Linked DNA regions of Mus musculus: all the other regions are linked to region 1. A link is a loop called in an ENCODE intact Hi-C map of the cell type or tissue named here. Cell type or tissue: gastrocnemius. All regions are shown on one strand. Region 1 overlaps Btrc (beta-transducin repeat containing protein). Region 2 has its middle 20 kb from the start of Gm29595. Region 3 holds the start of Btrc (beta-transducin repeat containing protein).

Region 1 (2,500 bases):
CTTCCATCACCAAAATCATGATTCAGTTTTATAATCTCGCTGCAAATAGCACACAGGCACATTTCCAGGACTACTGAAATAGAACCAGAGCAGGGAATACAAAAGAGATTTTGGTCAAACAGTGATTTTCAAGCTGTTGGATTCCTGTATCCATCTTATCCTCATTTTACTAATTTCCCTCAAAGGACTGTACTATGCTACAGTTGATATGCTTAAAAAATTAACAACCTGCTACTTAAAAAAATCGAGGGGAAATACATTAATATTAAACTAGAAATGTCCCTTATGGTTTACTATCAGTAAAGAAAGTCATACAAAGTAGTGACTTGTGCAAAAGATAGAAATTACATTGCTGTTAAACTACAGCAGCTTCATTTAAATTAAGCTAATGAGGGGCTTTCATTCAAATATAAAGCTTTTGGCTCTTATGGATGAACCTTTACATTTTCTAGCTTGAAGTGGCGAGTAGGTTTATGTGTAGCGTGAAAATCTAAGGGGACTGCTAACGCCTCGTGCTTTCACTTAGTCCTGACTATATGGACCAACACATAAAAACCAAGCTGACTTTAAAGTTCACGTATGAAAAGGAACAGCTGCCTTCGTCATGCAAATTTTACAGGTCACAGAACTCCAGCTTAACTCATACGAAGACACAGGCAGTAGCTCTTCACTGTACACCTAAAGACCTTAAGGCCAGGTGACAGATCACCCAGCAAAAGAAGATAAACTGCAAAACCCTTCTCCTGCTTTCTAAATAACTATCTCAAAACATAACATCCCTGGTCTCCAGAGAACTGTGTGTAAGGATGCAGAAAAGCTCAGAAGAAAAACAAACTCACATGCACCAGCTCCTAATGGAAATGTGCTACAGTGCATAGGGTCCTCTGAAGCCAGTCAGGAGTGCACGCTCTTGGGTTGCTCACATGCTTGCTTGTTAATTTTAAATAAAGCATTCTTTTTTTTTTTTTAAAGATTTATTTATTATTTTATGTAAGTACACTGTAGCTGTCTTCAGACCCACCAGAAGAGGGCGTCAGATCATGGTGGTTGTGAGCCACCATGTGGTTTCTGGGATTTGAACTCAGGCCCTTCAGAAGAGCAGTCAGTGCTCTTAACTGCTGAGCCATTTCTCCAGCTCAAAGCTTTCTTAAAACACCCTGGCATAAATAAATGACAAAGAAAGAGTTTCCTGAATAATGCCTGCCTACCACCGCCTGCCTAACACGGAGACTCTTTATCTCCACAGGATGGAGGCAAAAACATTAACAAAGGACCACAGTGGAAGAGGAGTGCATAGCCTTGGCAGCCACAGACCCACCCAACAATTCCTGACCAGCACAGAAAGAACACACATACAACCATGGCCTCTGTATGCACAAAGAACGGAAATAACTGGGAATCTTCGAACATAAAGAAACAACATGCCTCTCTCAGAGGACACAGATTAGTCTAAGTGCCCACAGAGAGGATCTGTCACTTAGGTAGGGCACCTCCAAAGGCCGCCGCCACCCTCTTCCCACCAGGTCCATTCCTATGGTTTGCATCCCTGGCATCTGCACTATCATCTGCACTATCATCCCCTTCACAAGGTTCTGACCAAGTAAAAACACTTGAGGGAAAGCAAATCCATTACTATTGAATATATCTAAACAAAGGAATAAATACTTTGAGAAGATTTTTACTTTTCACATCCATCATGAAGAATAAAAATGTTTCAAGGAAATCTGATTTGTCTCACAAGATGATGATTTTGGCATATTCTAAACACCAGATAAAGTCATACATTATCCCATAAGTGCACATTAGCTACACTTGGACATGTCAAAACACTCAGCAACTGAGGATTGTGTTTTTAACAAACCTGAAATAAAATAGTTCAACAACCAAGCAAGTAGCTGGAAAGGCAATCAGCGGAAGATGTCACTTCTCCAATACAGGTTATTTTCAAGATAAGGCAAAAATGTAGCCGAACTTGGGTCATTTTTACTTTTAACACTTGAAGTACACATAAAAGATGAAAGTAACATTAGATTTCAATGTACCCAATACTTTAAAACAATTTCACTATATTTTTTTATAATTTTGTGTTTCACCTACACACACACACACACACACACACACACACACACACACACAGGGTGCGGGGTGGGTGGGAGTGTCAGCATTCTTAACTGTCACAGACCTGGAGTGACTCTGGTTGCCAGGAAGCTTCAGCCATTCCCCTGCCTCCGCCCCTCCACACTGCTTGGATTACATGAGGCTACTTAGTGGATGCTGATTTGAAGCCACATCTCCTCATGCTTACATAGCAAGCAATCTTGCCCTCCGAGCCATCTCCTCTGCCCCTCGCTATAAAAACATCTTCAAAAATATATTTCTAACATTTCGCACATATGCTTTAAAATTGGACTTTAGTCTTAAGTCCAAAGATTCATCAATATGTTGGCTTTCAACCTTTCTCTAGCCTGATGTTCATTGTACTCAGCACTTCAACTTTGCT
Region 2 (2,500 bases), 150 kb after region 1:
AAGGCTTGGCACATGGTGGCTTCCCGCTGACTTTGCTAAGTGAATGAACACATGACCAAATGCACACACATTACTACACGCACACCCTCAAATATACAGAACCCATCTTAGGACGCCTCCTCCACCTACCCACATGTTGCCTCTCTGAATTTGCTATTATTTCCACATACCAGTATAGAGTCAGTCACCTCTACTAGGGAGTATTCATGACACACACAGCTCGTGGACCACTGTGAACAGCTGCATCTGTTGGGCATGGCTGAGAGTACAGATGTGTAACATGCTGAGCATGTGGATGTATGAGTGGGTGGGTGTGAGCACCTACATAGGTTCATGTGTGTTGGTGTGTATGAACAAGCACATCTGGGCGACTGAATAAAGATGAAATGCACAAAGTGAGTTCCAGGACAGCCAGAGCCATACAGAGAAATCCTGTCTCGAAAAACCAAAAACCAAACCAAACCAAAACAAAAAAAATAAAAAAAGGATGAAATGCATGTCCACATACATTTTCAGGTAAACCTAGGTCTCTATAAACACTCCTTACACTATTAAAATATGGATAAGTAGCCGGGCGTGGTGGCACACGCCTTTAATCCCAGCACTCGGGAGGCAGAGGCAGGCAGATTTCTGAGTTTGAGGTCAGCCTGGTCTACAAAGTGAGTTCCAGGACAGCCAGGGCTACACAGAAAAACCCTGTCTCAAAAAGTCAAAAGTCAAAAAAAAAAAAAAAAAAAAAAAAAAAAAAGAAAAAAGAAAAAGGATAAGTTGTGATTGGAGAGATGGCTAAGCAGTTAAGAGACCTGGGGGCTTTTGCATAGGACCTAGGTTCAATACCCAGGACCTACATAGCAGCTCACAGACACCTGTAAACCCAGTTGCAGGGGATCTAATGTCCTCTTCTGGCCTCTGTGGAGACCAGATACATATGATTCCCATGCATACCTCCAAGCAAATACTCAGACACATAAATATACACAAAATAAAAACTATAGAAAAACTTCATGGGGGCTCTGTTCCAATTCCTCGTCTCTATACCAGATCCTTTTAAAGACGTTTTCCCCGTCTCCTTATTTTTCTGCAGTCCAGGGAGGTTTGGAAAGAAAAGGATGGGGTGAGAGGAGGGGAAGATGTCTCCTTCCAGTCATTTCTGTTCCCATCATCCTGGCCATTGCTCCACTTCCCTTTCCTCACCACATCCAGGAGGAAGCAAAACTATACCCATTGTGTCTTTCCCCTGGGGAATGGGGACCCAGGACCCATAGGCCTTCCTGGCTTGCGGATCACCCAAACTTGCCACCTCTCTGTCCCTGATTCATAAACTGGTCACTGGGGCTCAGTGCTCTTCCTGGTCCCCTTCCCTCTTCTTTCTATTCAGGTGCCTTAAGTGGTGCTGTGAAGCCTGCCTCCAGCCGCTGTCCCCAGTTCCCTTTCCTCTAGGCCTGGCAGGGCGTCCCCAGGGCCCTGTTCTTGGACATCATTTCTCTGGGAGAGGATCTCAGAGATGATCTGCATCCTTGAGACTTAGCCATCTTCCCCAGGGTGGAGCCCTCTCCTGGGCAAACTCGGTCACTGCCACAGCTTCTCGATTCTGAGAGGTGGGGCGTTCTCCTCCAGGAGCCGGCTTTTCTTCCCTGATGCCTGAGAATCTTGCTAATAGGTCCTCTCAGGGTCTCTTCCCCTAGACCACGGCTGTGCATGGACGTAGTTTTTGCTCGCCCTTCTCAACTTACCCTCTGTCGGACTCTCCCCTGGCAGTTCAGCTGCTGCGTGTTTCCTGCACCGTTCCTTTAGACAGGCTTCGGAGAAGCCACTCAAGAGCCTCCACAGCTCCTGGGAGCTTGTTTTTACAATATCACCTGCTCCCACCATAGCTAGGTTTACTACACCCGTCTGTTCCAGGAGATAGGTCCAAATCTTTAAAGGCTATTGGCCTTTACTGATCCCCAGTGTCTGTTCCTAACACAACCCCCTGTACTCCCTTAGAGACCCAGACTTTCCACCTGGGGCTCTGCATGCCTCTTCGGCAGCCACAGGGTCCTTGCTTTAAAGTGTGTTTCCTTCTCCTCACCTGTCTAATCCCTTCTCCTTCTAAAATCTACTCTGATGCCAGTTCTCAACCCAGAACAACCTCACTGAGCTACTAAACCAGGCCCCCCCCATCCCCCCCCCCCTCACACACACACACACACACACACACACACACACACACACACACACACACACACACCCTCCCGCTCCTGAATGGGCTCACAATGCCAGGGACGCCTCCCCGAGGATTTCGCTACACTTGTACTTTGATGTTGATGAGATTCTTGCGTTTAGTCTCTGGCTCGCTAGAGAATTGTGAGCTGAGGAGTCTATTTTTATGCATCATTGAATTCACAGGGCAGTGTCTGCTGTCTCCCAGCCTTTGATAAATATTTGAGGGCTGAACGACCAGCAGGATTAGACTGGACAAGGGAAGAATTTCCCCCCCTAAACCAGGTGCTAGACGCGC
Region 3 (2,500 bases), 67 kb after region 1:
ACTTCTGAAAAAAAACAAAAACAAACAAACAAATAAACAAAAAACCACAAGACTTGATTGAAAATAATGCATTATCCCTAAGACCACCTGTTAAGCTTAAAAAAAAAATCTATGCATCCATCCTTCTTTAGATGTAACTAGAGGCTGGTTTACACCTAGGCTATACAAGAAAGCATCAGATTAAAAGCATCAAATATCAGACTGGTCAAGGTTGCCAAAGACAAGCACAGCAAAGGAGAACCACCATACAAAGTTACAGAAACAGGGCCTAAGGGGTTGACACAGACCCTAAAAATGCAATACTCACTCTGTACTACAACCTAAAACTCACGGGCAACCACCAATCCCGACTTATCTCACTTTCTCTACTCCCTACATCCTTCCTCTGAAATTTCCTCACATCTCATTTCTCCAAGGACTTTCTTCTCACAGAAAGCAATACAGCACCTGGCTTCCCCCACTTTTTACTACCTCACCACTGAAGGCCCAAGTTTTGTTTTGATTTCTCTTATTGGTTATTAACCTTGTCCCCACTCACCTGTAACTACATTTCTTTCATCGCTTTGTCCTTACCACAAATAATTTTGACCCTCTCCTTCAAAACAGAGCACGTATCTCCTTTCTGATATTTGTAATTCTAGCTCACAATCAACACTGTCTTTCTCTCCCAGGAACTGTCACCATAGCCCTAGGTCTGAGTCCTTATCTTCTTAAATGAGGCCTCTTCCAGAGTTTGCCAACATTAGTAGAGCTAACTGGGATTCCACCCTTAGCCCTTAGGCAAAGGCTATCTTCTCAGCCCATCCTACAAAAATACTTGCCTCCCAGCCATGGTTTTCCCACTTTCGCCGTTACAGCCATCAGTTTCCAGCCCTGCCCAGTTTCCCCCTGCCCCCAGTGTCTGTCTTGCCATTATCCTATCTCCACTATTCCCCACTCCTGAGTGCACCTCCTCTCCCAGGCCTTACCCGTAACCCTGACACCGGGAAGGCCCCTGCCAGCGTCCACAGGCGTCTCTCCACCCGGGTTCCTCCGCTCTTCAGTAACTGTCCCCACGCCCCTTTCCCTCTGGGGCCCCGCGCGCCGCCAGGAGCCCCCACCTCGAATGAGCTCCCGCTGTCACTTGGCCTCTCTTCCACAAGATGGCGGAGCTGCTGCCCCCACCCCAGGGTCCCCTCTGTACCCTCCTGCACCCTCCCCCAAGCTCAGGTCCAGTCCCTCCCTCCGCCTCGCCACTGGCCTTGGCCCCCAGTCCCACTGCCCCCTCCTGCGGTGAGCGGGTGACCCTGGCCTAAGCTCAGCGACACGCCAACGCAGCCGCCTCCACTAGTCCCCTGCCCGCACCCATCTCCTCACCATAAACTTAAGCGCTTTCTCCTGCAGCACCGCCTCTGCCGGGTCCATAATCGCCCGGACTACTGGGTCTGCTCTCCGCCGGGGCCGCCCCTTTCGTGCCAGGCCGCAGCCAACGCAGCGTCCGGATCCCGCCTCCTCTTCCTTCCCCCGCCCTCTCTTTTTACCTCCTGGCACTGGCAGGGGGCCCGAGGAGGACCGCGGCTCTGCGCGTGCGCACTCCGCTGCCTCACGGGACTTGTAGTTCTGGAGGCTCCAGCGGCAAAAGGCAAGGCTACGCGGCGAACAGCAACTCCCACGGGTCACTGCGTAGAGTCGCGGCTGTGTGCAAGCCAAATGTAGAGCACTCGAGAGCCCGGAGGGGAAGTCGGCTGATGGGAATTGTAGTTTCCAGTCTCTAAGAAGGCAAAGCCGGAGTGTCACCGTGGTTACCAAACGACGCCAGTGGCTCCTTGCCTGGCATTTGATAGCAAGATGGCGACTAGCGCTTCCTCTGTATTCCAAATACTAGGAAAATAGAGAACTCAGGGTCCTTGGTTCTCCCTAATTGTGATTTTAGAAAACCAGACCCTCCTAAAGTTCATACATCTGGCATCTGCAGAAAGATTGAGACCTAGAGACTTGAGCCAAGTGTGCATGTAACAGCAGCCTCAACATCAATGCAAGATTCCGATAACATCCTAAGCTATTATTGCCTCTTTTTTTTCAGAAGAGCCTTTTCTCTCCCCAAGCAAGCCAGGGACAGATAGAACTCACTCCAGGAAACCTTGAGTTTAGCGCTCAGAAAGTATGAACTACCATTGCTAACCCTGAGATCAAAGTCCTGTGTTACATAAATGAAATTCAATGACTATCAAGCAAGTGAAATCTATAAGTAGTGTCTTTGGCCATAAAAAGCCAGAAATGGGAGCCGGGCATGGTGGCGCACGCCTCTAATCCCAGCACTCGGGAGGCAGAGACAGGAGGATTTCTGAGTTCAAGGCCAGCCTGGTCTACAGAGTAAGTTCCAGGACAGCCAGGGCTATACAGAGAAACCCTGTCTCAAAAAACCAAAAAAAAAAAAAAAAAGCCAGAAATGGGCCAGGTGTGGTGGCACATGCTTTTAGTCCCAACACTTAGGAGGCAAAGGCAGAGGCAGGTTGATGTA

What was found. Hi-C counts contacts between places; a loop is a spot of excess contacts. Peaks named below come from ENCODE experiments on the same cell type or tissue, not always from the same donor. Only the 100,000 strongest peaks of a DNase experiment are listed, where the experiment ranks them.
Region 2: it touches region 1 in a loop (2.8-fold over the local background); 15 of 42 quality-filtered maps call a loop at or near these places.
Region 3: it touches region 1 in a loop (4-fold over the local background); 7 of 42 quality-filtered maps call a loop at or near these places.

What each region holds. Positions count from the first base shown.
Region 1 is chr19:45,429,953-45,432,452 of GRCm38, reverse strand. All of the region lies in intron 2 of Btrc (beta-transducin repeat containing protein), which reads right to left. Among named protein-coding and RNA genes, the nearest start is that of Btrc, 67 kb to the right of the region's middle. In gastrocnemius, a CTCF peak has its summit at 1,026 (motif pointing right); no DNase peak of the experiment used is centred here; H3K27ac peaks cover 883 bases.
Region 2 is chr19:45,282,567-45,285,066 of GRCm38, reverse strand. No RefSeq gene overlaps it. Among named protein-coding and RNA genes, the nearest start is that of Gm29595, 20 kb to the left of the region's middle. In gastrocnemius, a CTCF peak has its summit at 1,561 (motif pointing left); a DNase peak (open chromatin) is centred at 1,545; H3K4me3 peaks cover 322 bases.
Region 3 is chr19:45,362,743-45,365,242 of GRCm38, reverse strand. It overlaps Btrc (beta-transducin repeat containing protein), which reads right to left and starts at 1,509. Exons shown (of 15, transcript NM_001037758.2): 1 at 1,357-1,509. The coding sequence starts at 1,404. In gastrocnemius, CTCF peaks have their summits at 1,072 and 1,271; a DNase peak (open chromatin) is centred at 1,574; H3K4me3 peaks cover 2,152 bases; H3K27ac peaks cover 1,657 bases.